Linked DNA regions of Homo sapiens: region 2 is linked to region 1. A link is an interaction called in ENCODE POLR2A ChIA-PET data of the cell type or tissue named here. Cell type or tissue: Panc1. All regions are shown on one strand.

What was found. Peaks named below come from ENCODE experiments on the same cell type or tissue, not always from the same donor. Only the 100,000 strongest peaks of a DNase experiment are listed, where the experiment ranks them.
Region 2: POLR2A ChIA-PET joins it to region 1 with 10 read pairs; 3 of 35 experiments call an interaction of 5 or more read pairs at or near these places.

Annotation. Positions count from the first base shown.
Region 1 is chr10:99,987,046-99,995,045 of GRCh38, reverse strand. All of the region lies in intron 1 of DNMBP (dynamin binding protein), which reads left to right. Among named protein-coding and RNA genes, the nearest start is that of DNMBP, 19 kb to the left of the region's middle. In Panc1, no CTCF peak of the experiment used is centred here; no DNase peak of the experiment used is centred here; H3K27ac peaks cover 711 bases.
Region 2 is chr10:100,354,563-100,362,562 of GRCh38, reverse strand. SCD (stearoyl-CoA desaturase) reads right to left here. Exons shown (of 6, transcript NM_005063.5): 4 at 7,931-8,000; 5 at 5,799-6,031; 6 at 1-1,829. The coding sequence ends at 1,630. Among named protein-coding and RNA genes, the nearest start is that of SCD, 11 kb to the right of the region's middle. RefSeq lists an enhancer at 7,486-7,986. In Panc1, no CTCF peak of the experiment used is centred here; no DNase peak of the experiment used is centred here; H3K27ac peaks cover 5,381 bases.

The DNA.
Region 1 (8,000 bases):
CTGGGCACAGTGGCGCATGCCCAGCTGCTTGGGAGGCTGAAGCCATAGGATCACTTGAGTAGGAGTTTGAGTCCAGCCTGGGCAACATAGCAAGACCCTGTCTCTTTAAACAAACAAACAAAACCATTTTTAAGAAGATAATCCTAGTTGGGTGTGGAAAATAGGACAAAGGCAGATAAGATTGGTAGGTAGCCATTTAGGAAGCTATTGCAGGAGCCCCAAAGAAAAGATGATGAGAATCATAGTTTGATGTGTTTAAAGGATTTAACAGTAATGCCAATGTTTTTCCTAGAAGTACAGGATATGTTTTAGAACAGTCAGTAAATTGATTTCATATCCCTCTTCTATTCCTGGAAGGCATTTGGCAAAGGCTTTCCTGGACCCATATGCAGGGATCTCATTTATAAACTTCTGCCAAATCCTTGTGGGTCTGCTGTGAAGACACAGCTCATTTTAGAGCTTAGAGTAGAGGGGCACGTCAATTGCGTTGTCCTGGTGACCAGTAACCACAGAGTCACATGACTCCCCCTTCCTCTCAAGAAGACAGCAGCAGTTTTGAGAAGTTGGCCCCGCCTAGAGCCTGCTGTCTCATCCCTATTATTTATGTTCCCCTCCGCCTGGGTGATGATGGTCATAATCGTCATCACCCGCCATTGTCATCACTGTTCTCATTGCTGACATTTACTGAGTACTGTATGTACCATTTGCCAGGAAATGTATTAAATGTTTTACCTACATTATCAAATTTAATCCTTATACGCCCTATGAAATAAATTACTGTTATTATCTTCCATTACAGATGAGGAAACTAAAGTTCAGAGGGGTTTAAGTAACTTGCCCAAGGTCACATAGCTTGATAAATGGCAGAGCCAGAAATTGAAACTAAATTCTGTCTGACTGGAGTCTGGGCTCCTAACTGTTATGTAGTTATTACTTAATACAATTCAGTAGCAAATATGACTTCTCTTTAAATTTGCTCTTTTATGTAGCATCATCCACCCAGTGAAAGTTCACTTAATCAAACACTGTGTTTGTTACCTACCCTCCATGCCCATCCTATAACAGGCATAAAACACAAGTTTAAAGTATCTATTAAAACATTAAGTGTAGGAAAAACTTTGTAGGGGAGGGGAGGTGGATGTGGGTGGCAGAATAGGGAAGCTATTTAAATTTCTAGCTTTTTTCAAGGCAGAATATTCATGTATGCCTTCTCTATTTTTTTTCTACCTTCACAGTTTTTTTAAAGACAGGGTCTTGCTTTGTTGCCCAGGCTGGAATGCAGTGGCATGATCACAGCTCACTGCAGCCTCAAATCTCCCAGGCTTAAGCGATCCTTCCACCTCAGCCTCCCAAGTAGCTAGGACTACAGGTGCACACCAGCATGCCCAGCTAATTTTTAATAAATTTTTGTAGAGACAGTCTCACTATGTTGCCCAGACTGGTCTTGAACTCCTGGCCTCAAGTGATCCAACCCCCTTGGCCTCCCAAAATGCTGGGATTACAGGCATGAGCCAACATGCCTGGCCTGCCTTCACTATTTTGTGTGAAGTATAGAGATTTCGGAAAGAGGAGAGACACTTACTTTTAAAAATTGAGATACAATTCACATACCATAAAATTCACCTTTTAAAAGTATATAATTCAGTGGTTTTTAGTATATCCACAAAGTTGTACACCCATTCACCACTAATTCCAGAGCATTTTCATTACCCCCAAAAGAAACTTCATACCCAGTAGCAGTCAGTGCTCATTTTCCATTCCTGAGACATTCATTTTCAAACATATTAAATACCAGAATACATCCCAATGCTATGAAAAAGGTTTTGGGAGTGTCTATCTACAATTCCTCTCTCTTTAATGCAGATAATGATAATAGCTGACACTGGTGTAATGCTTACTATTTGTGAGGTACTATTTTCAGTGCTTTACATATATTAATTTCATTACAACCCTATGAGCAGGTTTTATTTTTATTTTTATGTTGAATCTTTATTTTTATTTTTATGTTGAGTCAGGGTCTTGCTCTGTAGCCCAGATTAGAGGGTGCAATCACCACTCACTGCAGCCTTGACCTCCTGGGCTCAAGTGATCCTCCCACCTCAGCCTCCTGACTAGCTGGGGCTACAGTTGCACACCACCATGCCCAGCTAATTTTTTGTATTTTTTGTAGAGACCAGATTTCACCATGTTGCCCAGTCTGGTCTTAAAACTCCTAGACTCGGCCGGATGCGGTGTCTTATGCCTGTAATCCCAGCACTTTGGGAGGCCCAGGCGAGTAGATCACGAGGTCATGAGATCGAGACCATCCTGGCTAACACGGTGAAACCCCATCTCTACTAAAAACACAAAAAATTAGCCGGGCTTAGTGGCGGGCGCCTATAGTCCCAGCTACTCGGGAGGCTAAGGCAGGAGAATGGCGTGAACCCAGGAGGTGGAGCTTGCAGTGAGCCGAGATCACGCCACCGCACTCCAGCCTGGGTGACAGAGCCAGACTCCGTCTCAAAAAAAAAAAAAAAAAACTCCTAGATTCAGGCAATCTACCTGCCTCAGCCTCCCAGAGTGCTGGGATTACAGGCGTGAGCCACTTTACCCAGCCAGGTTCTATTATTAAACCCATTTTACAGATAAGAAAGTTAAGACACAGAGAATTAACTTGCTCCAAAGAAGCAAGTAAGTAATTAAGTAATTGTTTTAATAAAAAGTTAAGTAATTGCTGTAATAAGGGATGGAGCTGCCATATAGATCTAGGTAGTCTGGCTCTATAGTCTGTGCTCTTAACTATTACATTTTGTTTTGTTTTGTTTTTGAGACGGGATCTTGCTCTGTCACCCAGGCTGGAGTGCAGTGGTGTGATCTCAGCTCACTGCAGCCTCAACATCCTGGACTCAAGCAGTCCTCCCACTTTAGCCTCCCAAGTAGCTGGGACAATAGGCACATGCCACCTCACCCGCCCAATTTTTGGATTTTTTGTTTTAGAGATGGGGTCTCACTATGTTGCCCAGGCTGGTCTTGAACTCCTGAGCTCAAGCCATCTGCCCCCTTGGCCTCCTAAAGTGGTGAGATTACAGGCATGTGCTACTGCTCCCAGCTTAACTTACATACGCTCTAAGCTGATCATATTTCTTTTTTTTTTTTTTTTTGAGGTGGAGTCTCGCTCTGTCACCCAGGTAGGAGTGCAGTGGTGCAATCTCGGCTCACTGCAAACTTCGCCTCCTGGGTTCACACCATTCTCCTGCCTCAGCCTCCCGAGTAGCTGGGACTACAGGCGCCTGCCACCACGCCTGGCTAACTTTTTGTATTTTTAGTAGAGATGGGGTTTCACCATGTTAGCCAGGATGGTCTCGATCTCCTGACCTTGTGATCCGCCTGCCTTGGCCTCCCAGAGTATATGGGGTCTTTTGTGATTGGCTTCTTAGCACAATGTTTTCAAGGTCTTCATGATGAAGCTGATCATATTTCTATTTTAAAATGATATGAAGACCTTGAAAACATTGTACTAGGAAGCCAATCACAAAAGACCACATATTACATGATTTCATTTATATGAAATGTCCCAAATAGGCAAATCTATATATAGAGAAAGTAGATTAGTGTTTGCCTAGGGCTGGAGAGGAGAGGGGATGTTGTGGGGAAATGGGAAGTGACTGCTAGTGAGTATAAAATTTCTCAGACCGGCCGCGGTGGCTCACGCCTGTAATCCCAGCACTTTGGGAGGCCGAGGTGGGCAGATCACGAGGTCAGGAGTTTGAGACCACCCTGGCTGACATAGTGAAACTCTGTCTCTACTAAAAATACAAACATCAGCCGGGCATGGTGGCACGTGCCTGTAGTCCCAGCTACTCAGGAGGCTGAGGCAGGAGAATCGATTGAACCCGGGAGGCAGAGGTTGCAGTGAGCCGAGATCACGCCACTGCACTCTAGCTTGGGCAAGAGAGTGAGACTTCATCTCAAAAAAAAAAAAAAATTCTTTATGAGGTTTTGAAGTTCTAAAATTGATAGTGATAATGGTCACACAACTCTGAATATGCTAAAAACTCATTGTACACTTTAAATGGGTGAATTGTATAGTATGTGAATTATGTCTCAATAAACCTGTTTTTAAAAAATGAGATGAAGAGAAACAACCAGAATAATGATGTTGCTTAGAATATCTTTGCCTTCACCTGGAAAAAGCTATATATATATATATATATGTGTGTGTGTGTGTGTATATGTATATGTGTATATATATATATGTGTATATATGTGTGTATATATGTGTGTATATATGTGTATATATGTGTATATATGTGTATATACATGTGCATATATATGTATATTTGTGTGTATATGTGTGTATATATGTGTGTGTATATATATGTGTGTATATATGTATATGTGTGTATATATATACACTTATACACACACTGTCTTTCTTGTCCTTTTTTTTTTTTTTATTCATTAATTTGGGGTGTTTAGTCATTTGCAACCAATCCTATTTTTTATTTTTTTTTTTGAGACAGGATCTGGCTTTGTCACCCAGGCCGGAGTGCAGTGGTGTATCTCAGCTCACTGCAACCTCTGCCTCCTGGGTGGAAGCCATCCTCCCACCTCAGCCTCCCGAGTAGCTGGGACTATGGTTGCACGCCACCATGCCCAGCTAATTTTTGTATTTTCAGTAGAGATGAGTTTCACCATGTTGCCCAGACTGGTCTCAAACTCCTGAGCTCAAGCCATCTGCCCACCTTAGCCTCTCAAAGTGCTGGGATTACAGGCATGAGCCACCACGCCTAGCCAGCCAATCCTAATTTTAACCATTGTATCTGCCTACTAAAAAATCTTCAGGTGCCGCTAATTGCCCAAAAAACAAAACCCAACCTTCCTAACCTGGAAATAAGTCCTGTGAAACCTCATGTACCTCTGTGGGAAAGAATAGTGTGATCACTGGGAATGTGAATGTACGTTTTGATGTATAAATTAAGACAGTTCAGTATGTTAAACCATTCATCATGCAAATATTTACGGAGGGCTTACTGTGTATCAGGCAGAACTCTAGGTGCTTGATTGACATCAGTGAATAAAATAGACAAAAAGAATCCCTGCCCTGTAGGACATACAGGAAACAGGGATGGATCCAAAAGAGAATAGTTAACTCAGATGGTAAGAGTTATGTATGGGTTTAATAGAAGAGGGGGCAGTTTAATAGAAGAGGGGGTACATAGCAGTTTAATAGAAGAGGGGGTACATAGCAGTTTAATAGAAGAGGGGGTACATAGCAGTTTAGCTGATCTGAGCTAGACTAGGTTGAATCCTATAGTCTTCCATTTGGGTTCAAGTCTGTTTTTTCTTTTTTTTGAGACAGAGTTTCGCTCTTGTTGCCCAGGCTGGAGTGCGATGGCGCGATCTCGGCTCACTGCAACCTCCGCCTCCCAGGTTCAAGTGATTCTCCTGTCTCAGTGTCCCAAATAGCTGGGATCACAGGTGCCCACCACCACACCTGGCTAATTTTTGTATTTTTAGTAGAGATGGGGCTTCACCTTCTTGGCTAGGCTGGTCTCGAATTCTTGACCTCAGATGATCCACCTGCCTCAGCCTCCCAAAGTGCTGGGATTACAGGCGTGAGCCACTGCGCCTGGCCTCAAGTCTGTTTTTTCTTGTCTTCATTCTGGGGCCCAGGCTAAAGAGCCAGGGGCTTTCAGGGCATGCTCTTCTAATGGCAGATTACAGGAGCACCAGAGGACAGGCCAAACCATAAAATAATGGCTGAAAGCCTGTGCTTATGCCATCTCCACTCCACTCCAAGTCCTACCAAAATGTGACAGGGAAACATACTCTGCCTGTAGTGGGAGGCACTGCATGATTACACAGTAAAGGGTATGGATATGCAATTCTATATTTGTATACTATTAATGATATACATAATGATATACATTATTATACACATATAATTACACATCTTGTAAGGATATATAATTCCTACAAGAGGGTGAGGATTATTGAATAGCAGTTCTGTCTACTAGCGTATATATTATAAGAATAAGAAGTAGCTGAAAAAGTTTGAATATAGAGGTGAATGGACATGGGTATAGAAAGGGCTAAAAGTTGGCTGGGTGCAGTGGCTCACGCCCATAATCTCAGCACTTTTGGGAGGCCGAGGCAGACAAATCACTTGAGATCAGGAGTTTGAGACCAGCCTGGCCAACATGGTAAAACCCCATCTCTACTAAAAATACAAAAATTAGCCGGGTATGGTGGTTCATGCCTGTAGTCCCAGCTCCTCGGGAGGCTGAGGCAGGAGAGTCACTTGAACCCAGGAGGCAGAGGTTGCAGTGAGCCAAGATTGAACCACTGCACTCCAGCCTGGGTGACAGAGCAAGACTCCGTCTCAAATAAATAAATAAATAAATAAAAATAAAAATAAAATTGTCAGAGATATCAAGATATTGCTAGAGGAGTGGGGACAAATTGTGAATTATGGTGGTTAAATGATGCACTGATCTTTGTCTCGTTTCAGTGTTGCTAGTATGAATTCTAATTCATAACACTATGGTGTAAAGACATTAGATATTTACTTATCTAATCTCATTTTACCTATTCTAAGCTCCCCTCTACCTGGCTATTGGAAAACTTAATTTTAGGTATCATTGGAGCCCTTCTTCCTTTCCTGTACCCAGTGGGCCAGGCACGAACAGAGCAAGACTAACCCTTATATGCAAATCTGACAAGGACATTTAAAGAAAAGGGAGTTATAGACTAATAACCCTTGAGAGCACAGGTGTAAAAATCTGTAACAAAAAAGTACCAAATTGAAAATTGAAGTCTCTAAAGAGGATAATACATCATAAGCAAGTAGAATTTATCCCAGGAATGCAAGGTTGATTTAACATTTAAACTTATGACATCAGAATAAAGGGGGAAAATGGTCATCTCATTGGACGCAGGAAAAGCATTTGATAAAATTCAACAACTATTCATGATTTTTTTTTTTATTAAGCAAAATGAAACACTGCAGAACTGGTGTGAAGTTGTGAACTATTTCCCCCGCCTGCCTCTGAGCAGGAATCCCAATGATCAGACATGCTAACTGCCTAGATGGCCCCGCAAAAGTCTGTGGAGTCTCTAGGACATAGTTAATTAATCGACCTGTGATCATATGCATTTGCTAATTGTTAGGAAGTTAGTAGTCCAGTTTATATCAACTACCACATGCTACTGTTAGTTTCTGTATCAATTTTGTAATATTATTAAAATATCCTTTTTGTTCTCTCTCATAGCAGTCTGTAATATAAATCTCCCACCTGTTTCTTTCTCCTTTCATCTTTTTTTTTTTTTGACATGGGGTCTTACTCTGTTGCCAAGGCAGGAGTGCAGTGGCATGATCTCAGCTCACTGCAACCTCCACCTCCCCTGGGTTCAAGTGATCCTCCTGCCTCAGCTCCCAAGTAGCTGGGACTACAGGTGCACACCATCATGCCCAGCTAATTTTTATATTTTTAGTAGAGACAGGGTTTTGCCATGTTGGCCATGTTGGTCTCGAACTCCTGACCTCAGGTGATCCACCTGCCTTGGACTCCCAAAGTGCTAGGATTACAGGCGTGAACCACTGCACCCAGCCTCTCCCTTATCCCAGCTACTCTTATCTTATCCCAGCTACTCTTCGTAATGTTTTATCCCCAGATTCATGGGTTTTCATGTGGATATATTATTTTCTTTTTCTTATTTATTTGTTGTGGAGATGAGATCTCACTATGTTGCCCAGGCTGGTTTCTAGCTCCTAGCCTCAAGTGATCCTAGCCTCGGCCTCCCAGAATGCTCGGATTACAAGCATGAGCCACCCTGCCTGGTCTTATTTTCTTTACATGTCATGTTAGTGCCCCCATCTCCTGTTAGAGATTTCTTTTTTTTTTTTTTTGAGATGGAGTCTTGCTCTGTCGCCCAGGCTAGAGTGCAGTGGCGCGATCTCAGCTCACTGAAAGCTCCACCTCCCGGGTTCATGCCATTCTCCCGCCTCAGCCTCCCGA
Region 2 (8,000 bases), 370 kb before region 1:
GCCTGTCCAGGGAAAGAAGAAAACGTTCAGGGAAGAGAAAGATCTGGTCAAAGAAAAGGGACAGACAGGGTAGAGCCAGGAATCAAGAATCAGGGTAGTGAAGAGATTCCTAACCCTGCCCCCCAGGCAGTTGTATACTTTAGGCTAGATGTTAACAGAGACCCCCTTCTCCTCAAAAAAAAATGAGTGAAGGGGCACAACACTGTGGAGAGAAGCCTTCTAGTTTTTACTCATTTCAAGGAGAAACTGGAACTAATTAATGAATGGACCTAATATCTAGTTTATTTTATTAAGACTCCCAATAACTCACTCAGTAACCTTCTCAAGCCCCTGGCAACGTGTTCTCAGATCCCTTCCTATGTGAAGTTCGCTCTTAGAAGCTGCCTATAGATCCTGTCCCTCAGCCTCTCCATCTCATGTCCAGCAGTGGAGAGGAAATTGGCATCCCAACTAATTCCTCCTCTCCTTCAGAGTTTTTTCCAAACATCCCTCTTTGGAAGGGAAATACTCTAATAGTTTAACGTTCTAAGCAATGTATATATGTATATATATTTTATTTTTGACCCGACTTCACCTCCTTAAATCCTTCCCTTTTTTTGGATGTTTGGAAATGCCACAGCCATCTTATTACTATGAGGGGAAGAACCAATATCCTGAAGATGGCAGAGCAGAAAGAGGAAAGAACTGTAATGAGCAGCTCATGGAATACTCAAAATTCTATGAGCTGCTGTTTTTACCAATTCTGGAAACACCCAACTTCAAGACTTCTTGATATATGAACTAAGAAATCTCCTTGTTATTAAAGAAAAAAAGAAAAGAAAACCCTTCCCCAGCAGAGACCACTTTTACTACAAACTTAAAATGTCTTTTCTTTATCCTCGGCCTCAACTATATGTTGCGGCATTGAATTAGCATTGCCAAACACCGCAGCCACTTTTTACCCCGAGCCAGGAGAGAAAGGAAGCATGCTATGTGGTGGGGCTTGAAGTCCTCATTAGGTAGGCAGCTGTATGTCTGATCATGGCGAGAGGTTCCTCTTGCTTCGCTTCCCTCATCCTTACATTCATACATGCTAACTCTCTCCCCCGACAATTTACCTGCTTTAGAAGCTTTGTGTCAAATGAAGTTGCTTTTCCATTCCATCTAGCAAAAGCCTGGGCTGAAGATAATCAACAGGGGACTACCCAGAAGATTCTGTTTTATCTCTAGCTCAAGCCACCTACTTCAAAGCTCACAACAGCTCAAGGAAAGAGAGTTATCTGGAGCAAAGACCATTCGTTTTAGGCTACAGAAAGGTTGTCTAGGCTTTGGAAGCTGGACACTGAGCAAAGACTGACCAGCTGCTTGCCTGGGAGGCAATAAGGGAAAGGAGGGCGATAGCAATAAAGTGAAAAGGAGGACAATGGGCCTAGAAGAGAGAGAGGATAAGAGAAGAAATAATATCAGCTTAGCATCATAAAGGCAGAGTTGTTGGCTTTCAATACTTTTGAATTTTAAAAGAATACTGTACTGGAATGGGTTAACATCATCATCTTTAGCATCCTGGTAGCATTATTCAGTAGTTAATAAACAGACATTAAAACCTCTGCCTGGCTGGTTTTTGAAAAAGGAACCTGAGGGACCCCAAACTCAGCCACTCTTGTAGTTTCCATCTCCGGTTCTTTTAATCCTGGCCAAGATGGCGGCCTTGGAGACTTTCTTCCGGTCATAGGCCAGACCGAGGGCGGCCATGCAATCAATGAAGAATGTGGTGAAGTTGATGTGCCAGCGGTACTCACTGGCAGAGTAGTCATAGGGAAAGGAGTGGTGGTAGTTGTGGAAGCCCTCACCTGAAACAAAAGCGAGAAGTTATGGAGTGACGGTGCATTGAGGTTTTCTTGATTTGTGCACACCAGTTAGCTAGCAGGGTACCTCACACCTGGGAGAAACTCGCTATTGTTGAATGGATGAATTCAGTCTCTTTTAATATGAACCAAACAGATCCCCTCAGAGGCATCTTTACTTTTATTATTTTACTTTTTTTGTAGAGACGGGGTCTTGCCATGTTGCAAGCAACCCTCCCACGTTGACCACCCAAAGTGCTAGGATTACAGTCATGAGTCACTGCGCCCAGCCAGTCAAAGGCATCTTAAGGAGTGATTGGAGACCCTGGTCACCCGTGGCTGTCTGGGAGCCTTGTGGGAGGAGAACTGACAGTTTCTCAGAGGATAAAATGACTAGAGAGAAGCTCCTACTTTTGGGAATGGGTATCAGGTTGGAAAATTCCAAATTCACTCTTGGCCCTGCCCTCAAGGCTCTGTGTGCATGTGCATGTGCACGTCCTTGCAGAATGAAGCACTCTGGCTATGACTCTTAAAAAAATGAGTAAAGAAGCACACCTTTCCCCACCACACTGGAACCACCTCTAGGGGTGGGAGGTTCCAAAAGAGTGGGCCCTGCAGCCAAAGATCAGAAGAAAGGCCAGCCCAGGGGCTGGAATGTCCTCAGCCACTGCAGTTCCCAGGGGCTGCTCCAACTTTTTTGAGCTTTGACCCTGGTGTGGGGGAGGTGCTGATAAAACAGAAGCTCTCTGAGGAAGAAAAATACCCTGTAACCTCTGAGATTTTGAGGACTCTTGGGATGAACATTTCACTTTGCTGGAGGGAGGAAAACAAACAAATTCTGGATTCACAGCAATTTCTCTAACGTGTAAAGCTTTGGAAACTCGACAGATAGAGAGTTTGCCAACGCTTGGCAGGACTCTTCTTTCTGAACCACAGCCAAAAATAATACTGACCCTAATCAGGCATGGATAAAGAATAGCTACTAAGAGCTAATATTTGGCTCTTTGTAGATAACAGTACCCTCAGACAGACCAGTCATGACATTAATCAGAAGCAAGGCAAGGAAGTCCTGCAAAGTAAATGACATCATCTAGGGCATTTCAAGGTATGTCCTCTCTCTGTGACACCTGATGATCTGCAGTGTGAACTGGGGAGGAGGGGGGTAGAATGCCAGGAATAAAGGTACTGAGGATTATTAATGTCCATTAATGGTTTTGCAGCTGGGCTGTGTGTAAGCACTAGCCAGGCCTTTGGTTACCAGATTTAAAATGGAATCAGATGCACACAGAGACAAGGGAGGAAAAAAAAAGAAGAGGGTCAACGGGTAGAAAGAAGACAGGACTTTGCAACTGGGGCAGCAAGAGACAGCCCAAGAAAGGCTCAAGGGAGAAGGTTAATTTGGCAGAGAAGATGAGCATGTGACAGTGGGGGAGGTAATTCAAGAAACAAAAAGATTAGGGTGGCAGGAAACAGAGCTGGAGGAGAACAAAGGGTGAGGTGATAAGGGAGGAAAGCAGCAGGCAAGGAGGAGTGAATGATAACAACAACAGGTCAGATATTGGCAGCCACTTTGAACTCATGGCCACCCAGAGGCTGGAGGTGGGGAAGGTCATTATAGATCCATTTGCGATACAGGAAACATCTCATGCCAGAAACTCCATTCCTATGATAATCTCAGATTTATACAGTGTATATGATTTATTTTAATCATGGGTTAAAGTAAGAATAGGCACAATGGTAAGAAGGTGCCTGAAAAGAGATATGTGAAAGTTAAAAAGAGAGAAAAAAAATGCTTTTATTTTTATTATATATTTTTGAGATGGAGTCTCTGTCACCCAGGCTGGAGTGCAGTGGCACAATCTCGGCTCATTGCAACCTCTGCCTCCCGGGTTCAAGCGATTCTTCTGCCTCAGCCTCCTGAGTAGCTGGGACTACAGGCACGTGCCACCATGCCTGGCTAAGTTTTTTGTACTTTTTTTTTTTTTTTTTTTTAAGTAGAGACAGAGGTTCACCATATTGGCCTGGCTGATCTCTAACTCCTGACCTCAAGTGAACCACCCACTTTGGCTTCCCAAAGTGCTGGGATTACAGGTGTGAGCCACCACGCCTAGACAAATAAATCTTTTTTTTTTTTTTTTTTTGAGACGGAGTCTCGCTCTGTCGCCCAGGCCGGACTGCGGACTGCAGTGGCGGAATCTCGGCTCACTGCAAGCTCCGCTTCCCGGGTTCACGCCATTCTCCTGCCTCAGCCTCCCAAGTAGCTGGGACTACAGGCGCCCGCCACTGCGCCTGGCTAATTTTTTTGTATTTTTAGTAGAGACGGGGTTTCACCTTGTTAGCCAGGATGGTCTCGATCTCCTGACCTCATGATCCACCCGCCTCGGCCTCCCAAAGTGCTGGGATTACAGGCAATAAATCCTTTTAATAAACATAGTAGGCCAGGCGCAGTGGCTCACGGCTATTATAATTCCAGCACTTTGGGAGGCCAAGGCAGGAAGATCACTTGAGCTCAGGAGTTCGAGACCAGCCTGTGCAACATGGCAAAACCATGTCTCTACAAAAAAATAGAAAAATTAGCCAAGCATGGTGGCATGCACCTGTAATCCCAGTTACTTGGGAGGCTGAACCCCGAGGATCGCTTGAGCCCAGGAGGTCATAGCTGCAGTGAGCTGTGATCACACCACTGCACTGAAACCTGGGCAACAGAGTGAGACTGTCTCAACAACAATTTAAAAGATAATAAAGATGGTTAAGGTTGAGAATATAAAGGAAGATTTTTAAAGAGAAAAAGAAAATGAGTGTTAGGCAATGACCTGCCTAAATGTGTGGAGTAGTGTGGTTGTCTAGATATTATTGAATGACCAATAGCACCAATTACTGGAAAGAAGAGGTCGCCAGATCTATTTAAGGAAAATTCATTCAGGGCCTTGGTGAAAGTCTATATTCAGTTGGAAAGAGGGACAGAGAAAAAAATGTAGATACTTTGGGAGGCTGAGGCAGGAGGATCACTTCAGCCCAGGGTTCAAGACCAGCCTGGGCACCATGGTGAGACCCTGTCTCATTAGAAAAGAAAGGAAAAGAAAAGAAAAGAAAGAAAATGAAAGGAAAGAAAAGAGAAAAGATAAGATCAACATTAGAGAATTGAGCAGGAACTTGTGATCACACTGCTTTATTGGGAGATTCCTGAAGGCATGTTGGGGGAAGGGATGTTCCTAGCCCAGAATAGAAGTAGAAGAGAGAAAAATAGAGGACAAGAGGAGACAAGAGGGTAGGTGGTAGTAAAGGGCCACCAGCAGTTATTTTGATGCCCTTCATAATGGCATCACCAAACAGTAAGGCACGGCACACTCTTAAAGCAAGGCATATCTGAGTAGAGTGGAAAGATAAAAAATACTTTGTGTGCATACTTGAAGTTCATAAAACACCAGGCTTACTGGCCACTCAGATGATCCCATTGTTCTATTTATGCATTCCTTGCCTCAAGCAAGACTGCAGTCCAGCCCAGAGTTGATGAAAGAAAGGAAAACTCTAAGGTGCTCATCATGTATGGCATTTGGTTTTCTTTTTTGTTTGTTTGTTTTGCTTTTTAATAGAAACAGGGTTTCACCGTGTTGGCCAGACTGGTCTCAAACTCCTGACCTCAGGTGACCTGCCCGCCTCAGCCTCCCAAAGTGCTGGGATTACAGGCATGAGCCGCCGGGCCCGGAGCATACATGGCATTTGGAAATTGTTTTAGAACCTGGAATCAAAATCAGTGTTTTTTTGTGTTTTGTTTCTTATCCTTTCATTTTTACATAAAACATGTTGCCTGACTCTCAAAAGCGTTTTCCAGTATACTGCCCCCTAATTTTATAGTGGAAAAACTGAGATACAAAGTAGCCATAAAAAACAGATTTATCTAGTTTTTCTGGCTCCTAGCCTAATCCCCTAATCAGCAGACCACTGGATGTAGTCTTACTTGGACAGCTGACTTACCCACAGCTCCAAGTGAAACCAGGATATTCTCCCGGGGGCTAATGTTCTTGTCATAAGGACGATATCCGAAGAGGTGGGCAGCACTGTTCACCAGCCAGGTGGCATTAAGCACCACAGCATATCGCAAGAAAGTGGCAACGAACACACTGTTTTGAAAAGTTTCACCCCAGAAATACCAGGGCACAAGCGTGGGCAGGATGAAGCACATCATCAGCAAGCCAGGTTTGTAGTACCTACATTGACAGACCAGACACCAGGTCAATGGAGGGGGACTCCACACCTACATGGATCTTCCACACTAATTGGGAGGGGATGGGCTGTCTTTCTTCCATGTTGAATTGCTTGTCTGACTCTAAGTTCATTGTTTTATTTATTTTTGTTTGTTTTTTTTGACAGGGTCTCACTCTGTTGCCAAGGCTGGAGTGCAGTGGCGTGACCTTAGTTCACCACAGCCTTGAACTCCTGGGCCAAGAGATCCTCCCACCCCAGCCTCCTGAGTAGCTGGGACCACAGGCATGAACCATCGTGCCCATTTAGTTTTTAATTTTTTGTAGAGATGAGGTCTCACTATGTTGCCCAGGCTGGTCTCGAATGCCTGAACTTTCCAGCAATCCTCCCGCCTCAGCCTCCCAAAGTGCTGGGATTACGGGCATGAGCCACCATGCCCGGCCATCGCTGACTTTTTACTAGAGCATAATACCACATTGGTAAGATAGGTGAGGTCCAAACTACAAACTAATGAACAGACGTCTCTCCATCCTTGGCTGGTTTTCCCATCTGCCTTTGGGCTCCTTTCTCTTTCTAATCAGCACTCTTTTTCAGTCTGTGTTTAGTGTCATGCCTCCATTTTCTGCTAGCTACTCCCTAATTCTTTGGTCTTCTTTTCCCTCAGAGACCCATTGAGTGTCCTTGATCACCTGCAGCTCTCTGTCCCTCAGGAAGCCCTTTCTCAGTCTTCATTCTCAATGTAGACCAGGCCATTGACATTCCAAGGGCACTGATTCCCTACATTCCTTCAGCAGTCAAGTCTTTGACTTTTACATCACTGACATTCCCTGCACCCAACTCTTTTCTCCATTTCTGCCACTGCTTCGCTAGCAGGGGTCCTCATTACCTAACTTATGTCCCTACCTCTCACTTTGGCTCAGTGGTTTCTTACACTTGTTCTAAAAGCAGCCTTCCTAAAGCACGTCCGTAACTATGCCACATTGCAGTTCAAAAGATGTAATGGCTTCCTATTGCTTATTGAATTAAGTCCTAAGTCTGCTTTTAGGACTCGACAAGAATGGCATTAGTCTCTCCAGTCTTACTTCTTCCCATACCCTATACTTCAAGCAAAAGGACTCTATTGCTGGAACATGCTTCGTGTTTTAGCTCATTCTGTTTCTTCTGTTTGCACTGTCTCTCCCCACACATAGTTGTAAAAATTTCTATCCGTTGGTGGATTCCAACACTATTTATTTCATATCACTTCCTTGGTGTTGCCCATTGAGCAATCTCCCTCCCCTTTGTACCTCTCATAGTACAGAAAATATTCTGCCTTATGCCATGGTTATCTGGATACTTGGCTTATCTCTCCACCCCGATAGGCTACAAACTTTTTGAAGGTAAGAACTAAGCTACCGGCCTGGGCAATATAGTGAGTGAGACCTTGTCCCCACAAAAAATTAGCCAGGCATGGCGGTGTGTGCCTGTAGTCCCAGATACTCAGGAGGTTGAGGTAGAAGGATTGCTTGAGCCTGGGAAGTCAAGGCTGCAGTGAGCCATGATTGTGCCACTGCACTCCAGCCTGGGCAAGAGAGAAAGACTGTTGAAACACAAACACAAAAACAAACAAACAAACCTAGGCAACTAGGCTATAATCATCTTTGAATCTATGACTGTCCTAGGACAATAAACATCTCTTGAATGTAATGGGTTTAATTAAGATAGTCAGAGAGAAAGAAATGGAGCAATAGTCTATGGCTACGGGCCCGTGGGATGTTAAAAATTGGGATTTTAAATTAAGATTGTGAACATGCAAACCCAGCAAATTTCTCAGCTTATATTTTGAAAGTCTCAGGAGAAAAAATGGGGTCCCTAATGACCAGGTGCCAGGGCCATATCCCCACCTCCATCAGGGCTTCACTCACCTCCTCTGGAACATCACCAGTTTCTCAGCTTCTAGGTCAGACAAGTCTAGCGTACTCCCCTTCTCTTTGA